Linked DNA regions of Mus musculus: all the other regions are linked to region 1. A link is a loop called in an ENCODE intact Hi-C map of the cell type or tissue named here. Cell type or tissue: gastrocnemius. All regions are shown on one strand. Each heading gives the region's core, and the rest is flanking DNA. Links, peaks and the distances in the headings are about the cores only.

What was found. Hi-C counts contacts between places; a loop is a spot of excess contacts. Peaks named below come from ENCODE experiments on the same cell type or tissue, not always from the same donor. Only the 100,000 strongest peaks of a DNase experiment are listed, where the experiment ranks them.
Region 2: a loop joins it to region 1, with 2.3 times the contacts of the local background. A loop is called at or near these places in 3 of 42 quality-filtered maps.
Region 3: it touches region 1 in a loop (3-fold over the local background); 6 of 42 quality-filtered maps call a loop at or near these places.

The regions. Positions count from the first base shown.
Region 1 is chr2:126,736,720-126,745,337 of GRCm38, forward strand. It overlaps Usp8 (ubiquitin specific peptidase 8), which reads left to right. Exons shown (of 19, transcript NM_019729.3): 9 at 692-836; 10 at 1,140-1,363; 11 at 5,405-5,962. Among named protein-coding and RNA genes, the nearest start is that of Usp8, 34 kb to the left of the region's middle. In gastrocnemius, for the core only: no CTCF peak of the experiment used is centred there; a DNase peak (open chromatin) is centred at 3,812.
Region 2 is chr2:127,013,977-127,016,476 of GRCm38, forward strand. It overlaps Ap4e1 (adaptor-related protein complex AP-4, epsilon 1), which reads left to right. Exons shown (of 21, transcript NM_175550.3): 3 at 194-317. Among named protein-coding and RNA genes, the nearest start is that of Ap4e1, 6.5 kb to the left of the region's middle. In gastrocnemius, for the core only: no CTCF peak of the experiment used is centred there; no DNase peak of the experiment used is centred there.
Region 3 is chr2:127,219,882-127,228,499 of GRCm38, forward strand. Snrnp200 (small nuclear ribonucleoprotein 200 (U5)) reads left to right here. Exons shown (of 45, transcript NM_177214.5): 15 at 1,864-2,057; 16 at 2,250-2,373; 17 at 4,700-4,849; 18 at 5,202-5,312; 19 at 6,125-6,256; 20 at 6,414-6,602; 21 at 7,064-7,261; 22 at 7,996-8,148; 23 at 8,264-8,344. Among named protein-coding and RNA genes, the nearest start is that of Snrnp200, 16 kb to the left of the region's middle. In gastrocnemius, for the core only: no CTCF peak of the experiment used is centred there; no DNase peak of the experiment used is centred there.

The DNA of each region.
Region 1 (8,618 bases), core at 2,798-5,297:
GCGGGTGACAGCATGGGTGCTTATCTTTGGTGTCTATCCCAGTGTGGCAGGGTTGGGAGTGTTTTAAGTGATTCATTACATTTTGAAATATCTGTGTACAGACACACAGGGGAGGGGGCAATCATATAAGTGATGCAACAGTTAATGAAATTCATATAAAAGAAAAGACAAATTAAGAGTTTTGTTATTTTAAGCTGGGGTGGAGTGGAGGGTGGGGCATGCTTTTAATCCCAGCACTCCAGTGGGGGATGGGGGTAGGGCAGAGGCAGGCTGGCCAATCTCTGTTTCAGGCTAGCCTGATCTACAAAGCAAGTTCTAGGATAGCCAGGGCTATTAGACACAGAAGCCTTATCTTGAAAAACCATTATTTTATAGAAACACATTTTGAAAAGTGTGTATATGTGCAGGAGGTAGGAATAAACCGCAGAGTGTAGAAGTGCTATCAGGTCTAGGCGCTCAGGGCTAGGTAGGCTTTGTTTTGTGATTATTTTATAACTTTTCATCTAAGATCATAGATTGTTTTTGGGTTCTTAAACTTTATATATCTTCATTTAATGTTGTATTTTGAATTTATTTTTTTGTTTTCATTTTGCTTAACAGGGAACAGTTCCACACTTGGGTTTGTTGTGATCTGTGGTTTTTGCTGTCAAGAGACTGTCCCGTCTTAAAGATATCTATCTTTATTTTGTAGTGGGAAAGTAAAACTGTCCTGCGCCATGAGCCTTTGGTGTTGGAGGGCGGCTATGAAAACTGGCTGCTTTGCTACCCGCAGTTTACAACCAATGCTAAGGTCACTCCACCCCCTCGGAGCAGAGCTGAAGAGGTGTCTGTCTCATGTATGTATGTATGTATGTATGTATGTATGTATGTATGTATGTGAAAATTGTGTTTAAAATTGCTTCAGTACAGTCTAAAACACTTAGGTGTTCAGGGTAACCTTACTTGTATATGCCTTTGTCCTATGAAATGCTAGTTTGTTTTCAGGAAAAACAACACAGACTAGGAGTTCATGTTCTTTAAGACAGTGGTGATTGCCCTTTCACTCTGTTAGCTATCACACATAGCCTGCATAGCACGTAAGTACTGTGTGTGAAGTTTGCGGTTCTTAAATAAATGTATTGTTCTTTTGGCAATTTTAGTGGATTTTACTTATCCCTCATTGGAAGAACCAGTTCCTTCCAAACTTCCTACCCAGATGCCACCTCCTCCTATAGAAACAAATGAAAAGGCACTGTTGGTAACTGATCAAGATGAAAAGCTGAGACTGTCAACCCAGCCAGCTCTAGCTGGACCTGGTGCGGCTCCCAGAGCTGAAGCCTCACCCATAATTCAGCCAGCGCCTGCTACAAAGAGTGTTCCACAGGTATTGTCTTGGCGTTTGTTTGTTTGTTTGTTTGTTTGTTTTTTACTAACTTTATTCTTTTGTTTTAATGTCATATTGACACATGTTACACAGAATTTTATATATTATCTATGATACCTTAGAAAATATAACCTCAGAAGGATTTGTGCATCTTGGCACCTTTATTTATTTTATTTTTTTTAAGATTTATTTATTTATTTGGGAAGCTGGAGAAATGGCTCAGTGGTTAAGAGCACCAACTGCTCTTCCAGAGGTCCTGAGTTCAGTTCCCAGAAACCACATGGTGGCTCACAACCATCTGTAATGGGATCTGGTATGTCTGAAGACAGCTACAGTGTACTTGTATACATTAAATAAGTTAATTAATTTTTAAAAAGATTTATTTATTTTATGTAAATGAATACTGTCTCTGTCTTCAGACACACCAGAAGAGGGCATCCAATCCCATTACAGATGGTTGTGAGCCACCATGTGGTTGCTGGGAATTGAACTCAGAACCTCTGGACAAGCAGTTGGTACTCTTAACCACCGAACGGTCTCTCTAGCCCCAGGCACTTTATTTTTAACAAAAACCTTTTATAATAATTACCTCTGTTGCCCTGGCTATATTAGACTCCCTACAAGACTTCAAAGCTCGCTGGTGGCCATTTCTCATAACCTGTAGCAACAGCTTGTGTTCCGAGGTAGATGGAAGAGCTCAGCTGGTGACGTTGCTGTGATTTGACTGGCACGGCTGCCCTCAAGTGTCTGCCTCAGATGGCTCTCAGGACTCCATGAGAATAACCAAGTCTGCAAGTGCTCGGTCCCTCTTACACATCTGTGTGTCACCTGCGCACCACCCAGAGCTTAAGTCCTCTCTGCATTACTTGTGGTGGTTACAGAGGCTAGGTGAGCAGCCAGCTACCATACTGGACTGTTCAGAGTAATGATGAGAACAGTTCTCTGACGTGCTCCGGACAGAAGCAGACTTTTACAAACAAAACATTGCACTGTGGAGGGTAGGCCCATCACTGTAGAAAATGGAGCCCATCACTGTGGAGAGTGGTTTGCCTACTTTTGCTTATCAGAGAGGTGAAATGTCAGTGTTCTGGCTTTAAAACATATTTTAGTTCCATTTCATTGGCGTTTGAAATGTTAATGATAGTTATTTAAAGATATTGAATGATATTCAGATAAAAATTTAGAGGTTCTTGTTAGGTTCTCTTTGAAGAAACAGTAATAAAACTTGCCTAGACAGTATTCATTATGGATCTGTAGCAGTCGCTTTCCCTGCAGTATTAACATTTGAAGTGGATGATGCTGATTTCTTTAGAGCTGTCGAAAGTCAGTATCTTCATCATTTTTAAAGTTATCTAATATTTCAGATTAAATATTAAACAAATTGAATAAATAAGTCTTCTTAAAGTATAAATATAAGACATTATAAAGAGAAGGTATATTATTGTAAATGCCTTCATTTTAATTGAATTCTAATACTTGTATATCCAAGATGACTGAGAATATAGTTTTTCCAGTGTATTTTGAGGTTCACTGCACTCAATAATCTGAGAAGCAATTGAGGAAATTTCTATTTGAAGGTTTGTAAATGTGGGTAGGATGGATTCTCTGCAGTGACTGAGAGAGATCTGGTGTAGAGAGAGCCCAGTCACAGAATAGTTCACCATTGCTGTCTAGCCCTTGGGGAGCAGAGCAGGAGAACTGAGTTTCTTTTCTATAGAGAAGCAGCAGCTTTCTGGCTCTGAGGTCTTAATGGGTTTACAGATGCAGAGACGGGTTGGAAAGTGAGTGACTGGGGGCAGACAGCTCTTGACCTGCGTAGCTGAGGGTTCATGCTGAGGAGAGCACCATGACAGCACAGGAGACCAGAAAGACAGCCAGTGACAGAGAATTGGATCTAATCTGAGCTTTGTTCTACAGGTATGAGGAGCTGAGGAAGGAATTGTAAGTTTAAGATAGGAAAGTGTGGTGTTTCTCAGACTGGGGAGGGTGAGTGTGCCAGCAGCTAGGGATCGAAGCTTTGGTTTTAGGTCCGGCTCCACTTTTAGTGTTGGCTTCATCTCCACAGTGGTTCTTCCTACTTCGGTCTCAATTGTAGAAAAGAATAGGTGATTTTGTTTATTTGGGGGATTTTTTTGCTTATTTGAAAAAGTAAAAAGGCAAAAAATAAAAGTGAAAAGGAATTGGGATTTTTTTCCCCACTGACTTTGTTCTAATGGGAACATAAAATACATTTTATAAGCATGCTGCATTAGATCATTATTAGGAAGTTCTCAGTTAAGTTCTCCTTGCTGTTTCAACACACAGTATTTCCAAGAAATGTTAGGGTTACTTCTCACAATGTTGTTAGAGCAGCTAAAGCACCTCTCAGTGCTCACGTTCTAGAATACGGCAGCTTTCTCCCTCAGATGTGGTGCTGGCAGATGGCCCAGCCAATAGAGAGCCTCTTGTGCAAGTGTGAGGATCTGAGTTGAGGGCCTCACAGCCACATGAGAGCCAGGTGCAGCATCACACTCCTGTAATCCTGGAACTGGGGAGGCCAGAGTAAGGGAATCTTGGGCCTGCTGGCTAGCCATCTACTTGATCAGTGAGCTCCAGGCTCAGTGAAAGACCCTGGCTCAAACAGTAAGATGGAGGGCCAACAAGATGGCTCAGTAGTTAAAGGTGGCTTGAGTTTGAACTCTAGGACCTATGTGGTAGAAGGGGAACCAACTCCTGCAGGCTGTCTTCTGACTCTCCCTACTAAATAAGTAAAATTAATACTAGCTGTAAAATATATATAATAATAAGGTACAAGAATAAAGAAGTGGGGCTGGTGAGATGGTTTAGTGGGTACAGGCATTTATGCACAGGCCTGATGACCTGAGGTCCGCTTCAGTCCCTGAATCCTGCAACATGGCAGGAAAAGACCCAACTTCCAGGAGTTGCCTTTTGACCTTCACACTTGACTCTGCATTCACATCACATGCAGTGTGCACACACAAAATAATAAATAGCTATGTTGGGGCTGGAAAGATGGCTTAGCAGTTAAGAGTACTGGCTGCTCTCCCAGAAGATTTGGGTTCAGTTCCCACACTGACATAGCAGCTCACAACTGTCTGTAATTCCAGTCCCAGGGGCCTGACACACTCACATGGACATACAGGCAAAACACCAAGGCACATAAAATACAAATAAGTAAATATTAAAAATAGATAAAGGAAGAAAAATGTTTAAGTATTAAAGAATGAATAGTAGTCAGGCTATGATAAAGTTTATTTAATTCATTTATTCATTTTGTATGTAGGTATATGTATGTGTACTACAACTTAAATATGAATAGCAATGTAAAATAGGATGTTATTAAACAAAAGAGAAACATGGTCAGATTTGTTTTACGATGATTACTTGGGTGAGTGAATGGCTGGGCAGATAAAGGCTCTTGCCAGATAAACCTGGTGACTTGAATTCAATTCCTAGAAGGTGTTCCATAAAGGCGGGAGAAAAGAACCAACTCTACAAAATTGTTCTTTAACTTTCACCCTTATGCTGGGCACATAAGATGTGTAACTGAAAATGGGACAAAAGAGGTGAGCGGGTAGTGGGAGGCTCTTCTGGAGTTTGGGAAGAGAGAATGATGTTAGGCAGTAGGCTTCCTGGTAGTCTCGGGGATGGAGGTAAAGCTGAATGGAATTTTACCAGGCAGCAGAAAGCTGTGGGAAGAACATGGCCTAGAGCTGCCAGGCGACTGGTGTAGTGTATACAGCTGTGTGGAGAGTAGAGGGAAACTGTATTTGTGGGCATCATTCATTCATTTTTGGCCATCTGGGTGTAAGGTATTATGGGGCACTTATGTGGAGATGGGGAGGGTGTAGGTGGGTGTATTGGTATGGAGCTTCAGACTCCTCTGTCAGGTCTTGGTTCTGTGGTCTGTCATTAAGACATGTAACTCTTCTGAGCCCAGAACATGAAACTGAAGTAGGTTTGGGGCCAACTTAGCCTATATATAAGAACTAGTCTCGAAACAGCACTAAAAGCACATTTGTTCTATTTGTGTTTCTCTAGGTTGATCGTACGAAAAAACCGTCAGTCAAGTTGCCTGAAGATCATAGAATAAAATCTGAAAATACAGATCAGAGTGGAAGAGTTCTTTCTGATCGATCCACCAAGCCAGTATTTCCCTCTCCAACCACCATGTTAACAGATGAAGAAAAGGCTCGTATTCATCAAGAAACTGCCCTTCTTATGGAAAAGAATAAACAGGAGAAGGAACTTTGGGACAAGCAGCAGAAGGAACAGAAAGAGAAGCTGAGAAGGGAGGAACAAGAGCGCAAAGCTGGAAAGACACAGGATGCAGATGAACGTGACTCCACTGAGAATCAGCACAAAGCAAAGGATGGACAAGAGAAAAAAGACAGCAAACAGACCAAGACGGAAGACAGAGAGCTTTCAGCAGACGGGGCCCAGGAAGCCACAGGAACACAAAGACAAAGTAAGAGTGAGCATGAAGCTTCTGATGCTAAGGTACCTGTGGAAGGTAAAAGGTGTCCCACGTCAGAGGCGCAGAAGAGGCCAGCAGATGTGTCCCCTGCATCCGTGTCAGGAGAGCTGAATGCAGGCAAGGTAGGTAAAACGAACAGTAAATGTGTATAAGATGGTGACACAGTGGCCTTCCACAAACAGAACAGGCATTCTGGACAGTGCTCAAGGGGTGAGAGACCGTCCTGATCCATTGGTATTGGCTTCTCTGCTTTCCTTTGAGGCCTGTGATGATGTAAATTGATTGGTTGGCCATAGAATCTTTCGTTTATAAAATGTCATACAACTTATAATTATTGCTAGAAATAGTCATATGCATTTCTGTGCTTGCTTGGTGTGTGACCATCAAAAGACGAGGATAAAATACAATCTCATAATGGAGAAATAAGGCCCAGTAGATGGAGGTCATTTTGTCTACATAGGATGTACAGTCAGTAACATCGACAGCCTGACATTTATTTTACATATAATGATATTTTTGATCAGTCTGTATGATTTTGTTTCTGTTCGTACACTTAAAATCAGTTACTTTTTTCTGTCCTTAACTACATACTCAAAAGTTGATTGCCTTAATTTTGGAAGATATGTTCATGGAATGATATACTTTTAATTTGTTTTCTTTGTACAGCTAACAGTGTCCTTTCCTTTTGACTACTATGTAACAGCAGGAACACTAACAGCTTACTTTTACGTACATACAAGTAAATAGAAAACAGTTTTGGTAGTGCAGAAATGAAGGCTGGAAAGCAAAATGCTACCTTACAAAATGCATACCTTTCAAACAGTACTTTAGTCACATTTTCCAGATTTACAGACCATATTAATACAATGCTCAGGGACCACGGGCTAACCTCACTAGAGTAGCCAGGTGTACTGCACATACCTGTAGATCAGCTCACTCGGCGTCAATAAGCCCATGACTTCAACACTGAGGAAAGCTCAACAGAATACAACGCCTGTTTGAGAATTTTCTAAACACCTACAATTAGAGAGATGAAGTTCCTACTTAAGATACAGTTTAAATACCTCAAAACACTCAAGGCATGTCAAGTATTTGCCAACATTTTTTATTTATAGAGGTAGCCCCATAAGGTAGTGAGTAGTGAGTTTACAGGCAAAACTGAGCTCAGAGGCTGTCGTCTGCCTAGAATTCCATAGGGAGTGAAATTGGAAGACAGCCTCTTTCCCCCTTCCTGTACTGGAGACAGTCTTAAGAACTTAACACTTTCATATGTGTAGAGTCATTTGAGGTGCTGTAAACACCCTAGAAACCTCAGCGGCCCTCAGGTTATGACATGTGTGGGTAGAGAACACATGCAAAAAAGGTTTAGTTAATAAATAGACCTTGCATTTTGAATATGATCTGTGTAAAATTCTGTATTTTCAGCATTCTCTTGCTTATGTTTAAAATATATTAGAGGACAGCCCTTTTCAAGTTAATAAAAACCATATAGGATATAAGCAGTAGACTCTGAGAGCATGGTGTATATACACTATAAGAACATAATATTTAACATTTTATACTGCATTGTAAACCAGTGCTTCACGTTCTATTGAGTTTTATTTTCTTCACTGGTTCATTTTTCTCTTTAGTGGTATGAAATCCCAAATGAACTCACATTTAAACTTGACAATAGAATACACCTTTCAGAGAGACTTAAAAGGTTTTTTGTTTTTTGTTTTTGTTTTTGTTTTTGTTTTTTGACAGGGTTTCTCTGTATAGCCCTGGCTGTCCTGGAACTCACTCTACAGACCAGGCTGGCCTCGAACTCAGAAATCCGACTGCCTCTGCCTCTGCCTCTCTGCCTCTGCACCTCTGCCTCTGTGCCTCTGCCTCTGCCTCTGCCCCTCTCTGCCTCTGCCTCTGCCTCTGCCTCTGCCTCTGCCTCTGCCCCTCTCTGCCTCTGCCTCTGCCCCTCTCTGCCTCTGCCTCTGCCCCTCTCTACCTCTGCCTCTGCCCCTCTCTGCCTCTGCCTCTGCCCCTCTCTGCTTCTGCCTCTGCCACTCTCTGCCTCTGCCCCATTCTCTCTCTGCCTCTGCCCCACTCTCTCTCTGCCTCTGCCCCTCTCTGCCTCTGCCTCTGCCCCTCTCTCTGCCTCTGCCCCTCTCTGCCTCCCAAGTGCTGGGATTAAAGGCATGTACCACCACCGCCCAGTTTTCTTTTTGTTTTTAGTCTGATACATTTAATAATAGTTTAATTTAGGTATAATTTGCATATCATAAAATTTACCTGTTTGTAACATACATTTAGTCAGTAACAAGAGTTTACAGACTAGGGGTGAGGGTATTGGGGACTTTCAGGATAGCATTTGAAATGTAAATGAAAAAAATATCTAATAAAAAATTAAAAATAAATAAAAAAATTTAATTTTAACCTATTAAAAAAAAGAGTTTACAGACTGTCAGGGAATGGTGGCTCATGCCTTTACTCCTAGCACTGGGGAGGTGGAGGTGGAGTCAGACAATTTCTTGTGAGTTTGAGGCCAGGTTGGTCTACATAGAGAGCTCCAGGACAACCATGACCACATGGAAAGACCCTGTATAAAAAACAAAAACAAAAAAATCCCACATACATAAGAAAAACTTAACATAGTACATGAAATTGTTAACATAATCCAATCATAAAACATTTTCACAACACCAAAGAATCACTCTACCTGTGTATATATAGTCCTGTCCTGTACCCCTCCTAAAGCCTCAGACCAAAACCTGCTGTCTCCATTGACTGTCTTTTCTCAGA
Region 2 (2,500 bases), core at 1-2,500, 270 kb after region 1:
TTTGACATAAATAGTGTTGGTAATTGTTAGAAGCAGCTTTTATTTCTATATTCTGGTATTGGGCAATTGCTTTGAAATAGCTACATTAGTTCTTCATAACCAGGGTAGATGGCTCCCTTGTTAACCGCGTGGGACATACAGAAAACGAAAGCATTCTGTTTGTTTACATAGTGATTGGTATTTCACTTTTCAGAAAACGATGAAGGAATGTATGGTGAGACTTATATACTGTGAGATGCTTGGATACGATGCTTCTTTTGGTTATATACATGCAATCAAGTTGGCCCAACAAGGAAACCTCTTAGAAAAAAGAGTGGGTATGTATATGTTTAAGACTTCTGTCCTGACTGTCGTTTTTAAGGTTTTAACCATATATAAAATGATGGCTGGTATATAGTATGTTTTTACAGTTTTGCGTTACACACTTTATCTTTTGTAGTCTTGGGGACTAAATGTGGACCCTGTATGCTAAGTCAGCTTCTCTTCCACTGAGCTACATTCCAGCCCAGATTTCCCAAGCTGGTGCTTTGGCAACACAAAGCCTGTAGGTAAAGTCAGCTTTTCTGCATGTGCGTCCTGTGCATCCTTTTGGAGTCAAGGAGACTTCAGAAGGGCTTGATTGTGTGAGAGGGAAATGCCACACACTCCTGCCAACCCACGAGCTGTGCATACAGCTCAGTTCCTGGTGTGTAAATTGTACTTTAGTAACGATTGCTTCAAGAAGCCTATCTAATCCCATTACTTTCATGCTGAGAGAAGACTACTCATTAATTGGTTAATTTGCTTTTTAAAAAGAAGTCTTACAGCCAGGCGTGGTGGTGCACGCCTTTAATCCCAGCACTTGGGAGGCAGAGGCAGGCGGATTTCTGAGTTCGAGGCCAGCCTGGTCTACAAAGTGAGTTCCAGGACAGCCAGGGCTACACAGAGAAACCCTGTCTCGAAAAACCAAAAAAATAAAAAAAAAGTCTTTAAACTTGCTAGTGTTGTGCTGTTAGAAGTATTAAGTTTTTTGTTTTTTTCTGCAGTAATCCTTTAGAGTGTTTGGAAAAATTCTTTTAAGCCATGAATCTGTTTCCAATGGTTTCAGGTTGTATGAAAATCCCCAAAGGTGTTGCTGGGGCAGTGTTGGGATGGAACATGGTCTTCATCCCGTGAGAGCGATAGTAATGTCAATCTCCTAGGAATGAGCAGTCTTCATGGATTGACTGACTCAGGCGAAGGAGGAGGGAAGAAAATAGAGTAGAGCCTTCCACGCACTGAGCGCCCCTCCACCACAGAGCCTCGTCTTCTAGCTCCTGCCTTAGTGTGGCCTTTTTCCAAAGCAGAGTGTTCCGTGGCATCTTCCTGTCTATAGTCCACATTAAATGTGAACTCTTCTAAGATCTTTCTGTGACTCCCTCCATCTGATACCTTGTGGTAGTATGTGTCTTTTCTTAACAATATATTAATTTTCTTCATATATTGTTTCGGCTTTCAGACTAATTCAAGCTTTTTATAGTCCTGAGCTTTTTCTGTTATTAAAGAAATCATTAAAATTGATTTCTTTTAAAGCTTATATATAATTCCAGTAGGCTTCCCTCATTTTCAGACAGGACTTTCCTGTGGCTCTCAGACTGGCTCTGCAGACATTTTATTTCACAGCCACTGCGCTGTGTTGTCAGACTGTTCCTTAGAATTCCCTTCAGCAGGGTGGCTCCTTTCTGTTGTTGTTGTTTTCTTCTTGCAGATAGCCTCGTGTCGTCCAGGCTGGCCTCTGTTATTTATCCATGGGTGATCTTCCTGCTTTTACTTCCCAGATGCTGGGATCACACCACCACTCCTGGCTTCTGTGACCGTGGGCTTTCGTGTCTTCTGGTGCCCACCCTGCTGAGTGTTTCCATTTGTCTGTAACGTTTCTGATGATCGTCCTCACTTAGCTTCCAGGTGGTTGTATTGGGAGTGTCCTTGTTTGCTTTGGTTTGGTTTCTTAGGGTATTGAGGCTGTAGTTTGTTTTCTTTTCTTTTGGGGACAGGGCCTCACTAAGTAGCCCCATCTGTCCTTGAGCTCACAGAAATCCATCTGCCTCTGTCTCCCACAGTTCCAGGATTAAAGGCCTGTGCCAACGTGCCTGTCTGAAAAAAATTGTTTTTACATTATTGTTGAACACTATAGGAGAAGTGAAAAACAACTCCATCTTAAGCCAGTCTTCAGTCTGTGTTGGAATCCACAGAGATGGGTTCTCATTCCATCCAAGTAGTGCCTTAGCAACAGGATTGAGCATCCAGCCAGTGAAAGTGAGGGCAAGCAGGCAAAAAGCCAAAGCTTCCTTCTTCAGCTTCCTGTTGTATAGGCTGCTGCTGGGAGGTATGACCCAGGTTTAGGGTGGCTCTTCTCATCTCCAATGCTCCAATCGAGAAAACCCTTCACAGGAGTGTCCAGCTACTTGGGTTTTAGTTGGTTACAGATACAGTCAGGTTGACAACAAAGACTAGCCATCATACTAATCAAAGGCAACCTGGG
Region 3 (8,618 bases), core at 3,697-6,196, 480 kb after region 1:
TTTTTAAGATTTATTTATTATATGTAAGTATACTGTAGCTGTCTTCAGACACACCAGAAAAGGGAGTCAGATCTCATTACAGATGGTTGTGAGCCACCATTGAACTCAGGACCTTTGGAAGAGCAGTCGGGTGCTCTTACCTGCTGAGCCATCTCACCAGCCCCCTAGTTCTGTTTCTTAATGCCTTTCTTTTCTTTTCTTTTCTTTTCTTTTCTTTTCTTTTCTTTTCTTTTTGGTTTTGATTTTCTATTTTGAGACAGAGTTTCTTTGTATAACCATGACTGTTGTGGAATTCTCTTTGTAGACCAGGCTGGCCTTGAACTCACAGAGATCCACCTGCCTCTGCCTCCTGAGTGCTGGGATTAAAAAGTGTGTGCCACCATGCCTAGCTTTCCTTAAGGCTCTTCTACGTGCATTTTCTTCATAAGAGTCACTGTGAGCTTTGCTGTTGCCATTAAAACCATAATCTGTATGTAACGGAAGCCTCTTAGACATGCATGCTGTTTGCCACATGCCCCATTGCTTTCTATATCTGATTTTTTTTTTTTTTTAATTTGGCTTTTGGGAAAGACTCTCTATGTAGTCCTGGTTATCTTGGAACTTGTTCTATAGAATATGAAATATTTTGAATCAAATGAAAACACACAAAAATAATTTTGTCCTCCAAGACGATAGAAATGTTTCTTTATAAAATAATCCATTGTCACAAAGGATAAGTAAGGAATTGGGACTTTGCATTCCCTTTACATAGAAGTATCTACAGGGAGTGGACTTTGAGCCTGACGGTTGAATCTGTTTTGTTGTTTTTGCTTTTTGTAATTAATTGCATGTGTTTATTTTCTGTGATGTTGCATGGTGTGTGTGTGTGTGTGTGTGTGTGTGTGTGTGTGTAGGTCAGAGGAAAACTTGTGGATGTCAGTTCCCCTTCCACCATGCGTGTCCTCTATGAATCAAGCTCAAGCCGTCAGGGTTGGCAGCCAAGTCCCTTTACTCTTTGAGCAGTCTCCCTGGCCTCCAGCTTGATTCTTTAAGCTGTCTAAGAAAGCAGGAAAGTAGTTCATAGTCTGTGTTCAAAGTGGAAGTTGGCAAAACTATAGCTATAAGTTTTTCTTTTAATGAACACAGTTATATAGATTGGTTTATGCACTTCTTATAGCTATTATTGTCCTGCTGTGGCTGTGGCAGAACTGAGTTGTTTTTTTGTTTTTTTAAGATTTATTTATTATCATAAGTACGCTGTAGCTGTCTTCAGATGTACCAGAAAAGGGTATCATCAGATCTCAGTATGGGTGGTTGTGAGCCACCATGTGGTTGCTGAGATTTGAACTCAGTACCTTTGGAAGAGCAGACAGTGGTCTTAACTGCTGAGCCATCTTGACAGCCCAGAACTGAGTATTTTTTAACAAGGGTTACATGGCTCACTAGCCTACAGTATTGCGTGTGTGGTACCAGATGTTCAGCCCTTGAAGAAAAGGTTGCTCACCTCTTTTTTAGAGCCTTGCTCTCTGACAGCCGCTCCTACGGGTGCTGAGTCCCTGGCCTGCCCACAGTATCCGCAGTTCTCCCAGTGCTTACTGTATCTCAGAAGCACTGCTGTTGGCGGTGTAAACTTACTGTGCGTAAAGCCCACAAGGGAAGGCTTCTTTGCTCTAACCTGGTCAGAACCGTCATGTATTTGTAAGGAGATTTGTGGTATCATCAAAGGACTCACTCACAAGTGTTAAACAGTCCACACTCAGTGTATATTTCTACTAAAAGCTGTCTTTGTTCTTTAGGATTCCTTGGCTTAAGGGTCCCTCTCTTGTCTTTACTCGGCATGTTAAGACTGTATACTTGTACAGTTTGCATCTTTCTGTTCTTTAGGATGAGATCCATCTTCTACATGATGACAGAGGTCCTGTCTTAGAAGCTTTGGTGGCCAGGGCCATCCGAAACATTGAGATGACCCAAGAAGATGTCCGACTCATTGGTCTCAGTGCTACCCTCCCCAACTATGAAGATGTGGCCACCTTTCTGCGAGTCGACCCTGCTAAGGGCCTCTTCTACTTTGATAACAGGTATAAAAAGAAACTGGAAACTTGTTACCCAGGCAGTCTTCCTGTTCCCTACTCTTCTCTAAGGAGCATACTATTGAGTTTTAGGGTTCCTGTGTGTATTTTAGAAAGCATTGTTTCTAGGTCAATGGAAAGTAACTTCTCTCACAGTGTTCTCTGCCAGAAATCTCATTTGTATAACTGTTGAACTTCTAGCTTCCGCCCCGTGCCTCTGGAACAAACATATGTGGGCATCACAGAGAAAAAAGCTATCAAACGTTTCCAGATCATGAATGAAATAGTCTATGAGAAAATCATGGAACATGCTGGAAAAAATCAGGTTTGTGGATGGTTCTTGAACCTTTTCCTTTTTTTTTTTTGGTTTTTCGAGACAGGGTTTCTCTGTGTAGCCCTGGCTGTCCTGGAACTCACTCTCTCACTCTGTAGACCAGGCTGGCCTTGAACTCAGAAATCCACCTGCCTCTGCCTCTCAAGTGCTGGGATTAAAGGTGTGCTCCACCACGCCCAGCTCCTTTTCCATTTTTAACTTAAACTAATAGACAAGGTAATAGCATGACTCACCAGTGATCAGAAATAATATGAGTTACTATATTACTACAGCTGCTTTAAAAGATGGTCAGGGTCTGGAGAGATGGCTCAGTGGTTAAGAGCACTGACTGCTCTTCCAAAGGTCCTGAGTTCAAATCCCAGCAAACCACATGGTGGCTCATAACCATCCATAATGAGATCTGATGCCCTCTTGTGGTGTGTCTGAAGACAGCTACAGTGTACTTACATATAGTAAATAAATAAATAAATAAATAAACAAACCTTAAAAAAAAGAAGAAGAAGAAAATGGTCAGGAGCTAGGAGAGTCAGCACATGCCTCTAATACCATAGCTTAGGTTGCTGAGGCAGGAGGACCTCAAGCCAGCTGGAGGCCAGTTTGGATTATACAATGGTACCCCCCTACCCCTATTCCCCTCATGGTCCCACTCCCCTCCCCCCCAAAAAAAATCCAAAAAATGACTGGGGACTTGGAATGGAACTCAGTGGTAGAACATATACATAGCATGTTGACCCCGGTTCATTGCATTTTCCATCACTGCATAAATGGGAGATGGAATACTGTCAACAATCACTCATAAACTGGCCAGTTTATGGGGTAGATAGATGGCTCAGTGGTTAAGAGCATTGTCTACTCACAAAGGACAATTGAAGCTCAGACCAGTCTATCAACTCTAGATCTGACCTCTCCTAGCCTCTGTGAACATCAGGCATATATATGTTGTATGGACATATGCGCATATAAAACATTCATTTCATAAAGTAAATAAAAATTAACAATAACTAAATAAACTTATAACTTAGAAGAATTGGATCATTTCCTGAAAACAACTATCACTATAGCCTAGATGAAAGATAATTTGAATAGTCCTGTGATCGTAAATGATAACTTCATAGTTGATACTATCCTCCCCCAAATTGGTGGAACTAGAAAAACCAGTCTGTCTATAAGATAGCAAAACTGTAGCTGAAAATTATTAGAACCTAGTGAAATCAGGCCAGTGAGATGGCTCTGCAGGTAACGGCGCTTGCCCCCAAGACTGGTGACCTGAGTTTGATCCCCAGAACATAATTGGTGATGGAGAGAGTTGATCACTACTCTGACACACAAAATAATTTTTTTAAGATTTATTTATTATATGTAAGTAAACTGTAGCTGTCTTCAGACACACCAGAAGAGGGCATCTGATCTCATTACAGATGGTTGTGAGCCACCATGTGGTTACTGGGATTTGAACTCAGGACCTCCAGAAGAGCAGTCAATGCTCTTAACCAGAAAAAGAAATGCATAGCTTCTTACTGCCTGCCTTAGTTAATACTGCTAACTAGTAGTAGTGTGCCACTACTGCCCGACATATAATTTCATTCGTTCGTTTGTTCACTTATTTATTTGTTTTCTTTCTCTTTTTTTTTGAATGTTACTTTGATAACAGTTTTTAGTTAGCAGTATTAAATAAGGTAGGCAGTAAGAAGCTATGCATTTTTTTTTTCTGATAAAAAGCACAGGAGTTTATATGACAGGGTAGGACTTCAGGACACTAGATCTCAGGAGGACTGTTTCATATAATGTGGAACTAGTTTCAAACTATTTAAATATTTTTATAAATAATGTAATAGTTTTGGTATTATTTTGAAAATACACCTTTATTTAGCTTAGACTTGCTAAGGCTCTGACCATATTCTTGATTGAGGTCTTTGAATCTCAATACACTGTGTATTTAGATTTATTGTTCAATGTAGAATTCTAGGGTTAGTTTAGTTTCTTAGCTGTGAGACTGTGCCACTATCCTTGGTACATTCCTTCCCCTGTGTGTCCTGGGCTGGGCTTAAACTCTGTGTAGCCCTACTCATAGCCTGGAATTTAGCTGTGACCTTGAGTGCAGAATTAGAGCTGGAGTTACCATGCCCAGCTTCCCTTTGGTACTGTCAGCCCTGTTAGACTTCTTTCCAAACTAGCATGTATTTTTGCCATAGACACTTTTCTAACCCATCGCTTCTGTTTCTAGTGGAGCAGCTTCTGCTTCCTGTAGCTGGTGCCCTGGTGCTCTGAGAGCAGCTGCTGAAGGTGCACCTTTTAGCTCTTGCATGATTCTTCTTAGGTGCTCGTGTTTGTCCATTCTCGAAAAGAAACTGGGAAGACAGCAAGGGCAATCCGTGACATGTGTCTGGAGAAGGACACTTTGGGTCTGTTTCTTCGCGAGGGTTCTGCCTCCACTGAAGTCCTTCGTACAGAAGCAGAGCAGTGCAAGGTAAGAAGGGACCATCTGCTTCTCTGGTGACTGGTTCCATATTGGGTAGAGTCCTTTGGGACCATATGTACTGAGTGCTTCTGTTCAGGCAGGTTAAAAGTCATTTTCTTGGGGCTAGGGAAATGACTCAGCAGATAAAGGTGCCTGTCGCCAATCCTAATGGCCTGAGTTCAATCTCTGGGACTCACATAGTAGAAGAAGAGAACTGACTTTCATACACATGCCACACACAGGCATATATACAAACCTAAGAATATAAGTGTGTTAAAAGGGACTGTGTGGTTATGGGACTTCCTTTTGGCCTTGGAGGAGTCCTAGCAGGAGGCCGGCCTCACTCTGTTTCTGTTCACAGAACTTGGAGCTGAAGGATCTTTTGCCCTATGGCTTTGCTATTCATCATGCAGGCATGACTAGAGTTGACCGAACACTTGTAGAAGATCTTTTTGCTGACAAGCATATTCAGGTGAGGAGGGGCAAACCTAGTAGAAACAGACTTGTCTGTAGCTCTGCCCTGAGAGACTTGTCTGTAGCTCTGCCCTGAGAGACTTGTCTGTAGCTCTGCCCTGAGTGTTATCTCTAACCTTTTGTTAAAAAGAGAGTCATTTATATGTATTTGTGTGTGTGTGTGTGTGTGTGTGTGTGTGTGTGTGTGTGTGTGTGTGAGACTTGAACGAGTTTATGTGCACCACATGCATGCAGATGCTCTCAGAGGCCAGAGGAGGGCACCAGATCCCTTGGAACTGAAGTTACATATTCTTGTGAGCATATGTGGGTTCTGGGACCTGAAGCCTAGTCCTCTGCAAAAGTAGTACATGTTCCAGCCACTGAGCCGGTCTCCGTCTCTAAACATTTTGAGATCTGGACCAGCTAGCCTAGCCCAGGCTGGAAGGTTGTGATAGTTATGCTCACTCTCCCCACACTTCATACACTGCATAAGAGAGGATGGATGCTTCATAGAACTCTACAGTGTAATTCACAGTGTCAGGACCACATTCTTTCCCTCTTCCAGGTTGGTAGATTTTGAATGTTTTATAACTGAGTTGATAAATACAAGTTTAAACTTCTGACCTATGTCTCTGGAACCTTGGTATGTTAATTCTCAAATATGTAAGAGACTGAAGAAATGCTTTCCTTTTTGCTCCAGTGTCACATTGAGTACTGAAATATACATCCACTCCTGCCTCCGGTTAAGCTCAGGCACCAGACAAGCGAAGGATATGGCCCTGCTATGGTGGGGTCTGTTGTCCTTATTATCCTTCTTTACAAACTCTGCAGGTTTTAGTTTCCACCGCAACTCTGGCGTGGGGTGTAAATCTTCCTGCACATACAGTCATCATTAAAGGTACCCAAGTGTACAGTCCAGAGAAGGGGCGTTGGACAGAGCTGGGAGCACTGGATATCCTGCAGGTACAGAGCCTCTGAGATGATTCTCAATGGGATGAACTCCTGGGCCTGGGGTCCAAGGATGCTGCAAAGATGGCAGATCAAGACCAAGTTCTAAAGTGTGTAACTTGTTGAGTCAAAAGCGTTGCCATAACATTTTCTTTTATTGCTTCTGCCTTAGATGCTGGGCCGTGCTGGACGGCCGCAGTATGACACCAAGGGTGAAGGCATCCTCATCACATCCCATGGGGAGCTCCAGTACTACCTCTCCCTCCTCAACCAGCAGCTGCCTATCGAGAGCCAGATGGTCTCCAAGCTGCCTGACATGCTCAATGCGGAAATTGTTCTGGGCAATGTCCAGAATGCAAAGGTAGGGAAAGCTTTGTCTTCAGAGCTTCACACTTTTCCTCAATGACTCAGGTGACTTAGAGTGACATAACTCCTGTGAGGATGTTTGGGTCCAGCAGTGTCTCAAGCTTTGGACCACAGCTCATGCAGGGCAAGCTTCGTGGGTTTGTGGTATATAGTTCCTTTTATGTTTAAGATACTTGAAAGGGTTTTTTAAATTGAAATACTGAAAACATTCAGAATACATTGTAATGTGGGTCCTTGTGCTTAAGAATTAAGTGTCCAAGTGGTGGCACATGCCTTTAATTCCAGCACTTGGGAGGCAGAGGCAGGCAGATTTCTGAGTTTGAGGACAATCAGGGCTACACAGAGAAACCCTGTCTCGGGAGAAAAAAAAAAAAGAATTAGTGTCCAAGCTATCTGTGGTGCTTCTGTTTGGACTTGAGCAGGTCGTCATGCTAAACACCATGAGCTGTCTTGCAGGATGCAGTGAACTGGCTGGGCTATGCCTACCTATACATCCGAATGCTCCGGTCCCCTACCCTCTATGGCATTTCTCATGATGACCTCAAGGGAGATCCCTTGCTGGACCAGCGCCGACTCGATCTTGTTCACACTGCTGCCTTGATGCTGGACAAGAACAATCTGGTCAAGTACGACAAGAAGACAGGCAACTTCCAGGTGATTAGCGTGTGATTTTTGAGAAAATTTTAGCAAATGTTTAGGTCCTTGATTTATGTATTGCCCATCTAATTACCTATGTCTAGTTAGATTAAACAGTGCCCTGTGAGCTATGAACTTAACTTTCAAATGTTTATTTTCTTTTATTTTTTTATTTTTTTCGAGACAGAGTTTCTCTGTGTAGCCCTGGCTGTCCTGGAACTCACTCTGTAGGCCACGTTGGCCTCGAACTCAGAAATCTGCCTGCCTCTGCCTCCCCTCAAGTGCTGGGATTAAAGGCGTGCGCCACCGCACCTTTCTTTTAAATTTTTATTACTTTATGTGTATGAGTGTTTTGTTTGCATGTTTGTCTGTGTAGCACATGTCCCCATGGAAGCTAGAGTGCCTGGTCCCCATAGAGGCCAGAATTGGGTAGTGGCTCCCTGGGACTGGAGATGCTCCTGAGCCACCATATGGGTGCTGGGAATGGAACCCCAGGTCAACTGGATGAGCAACCTCCTCTCACTGAACCGTCTCTCCAGTCCTTAGGTTTGAAAAGTTTTAAGTTTCAGAAATCAGGTTGAGCTAAGGCATATGTTTGCTTTCATAGTATCACTTCTGCATTGGTCAGTTTGTTGTATCATCTTTCTTATTGTGCCGAGTTGCTTGAATCGAGCAGCAGTTGTCCTCGTAGGACAGTCACTTGATGTTAGAAGCTGGGGGCTGATCTCTTACTGAGTCTTCTTTCTTTCTAGGTGACAGAACTTGGCCGGATAGCAAGTCACTACTATATCACCAATGATACTGTGCAGACCTACAACCAGCTGCTGAAGCCTACTCTGAGTGAGATTGAGCTTTTCCGAGTGTTCTCCTTGTCCTCAGAGTTCAAGAACATCACTGTAAGAGAGGTGAGCCTGTGAGCCTGGCAGGCCAGGAGTTTAGGACCCTTGCCAGGCTGCTGGATTCTTTTTTCCTTCATCCTTGCCCTGTGGATTTTCTAAGACCTGTCTTTCCTTGAGACAGGAGGAGAAGCTGGAGCTGCAGAAGTTGCTGGAGAGAGTGCCCATCCCTGTAAAGGAGAGCATTGAGGAACCCAGCGCTAAGGTAAGCACGTCTTCACTTTGAGATGAATCTTGAACTTGGTTTCACAAATGGTAACTTGTACAATTCTTTCTCCTCTTGGGGAGTGTTAGAGGTTGACCTGTTATGTGCTGTACGACTGGTCGGACCCCTGCTTCCCAATTGTCCTACTCTGCTTCTTTCTCACATATATTTTATATGGAATAATAACCATTTCATGTGTAAATCAGGAACCATGGAAGGTTCTGTCTGGAACATGTTCCCAGAGCAGAAGTGCAGATAATTTCTTTGAGCAGTC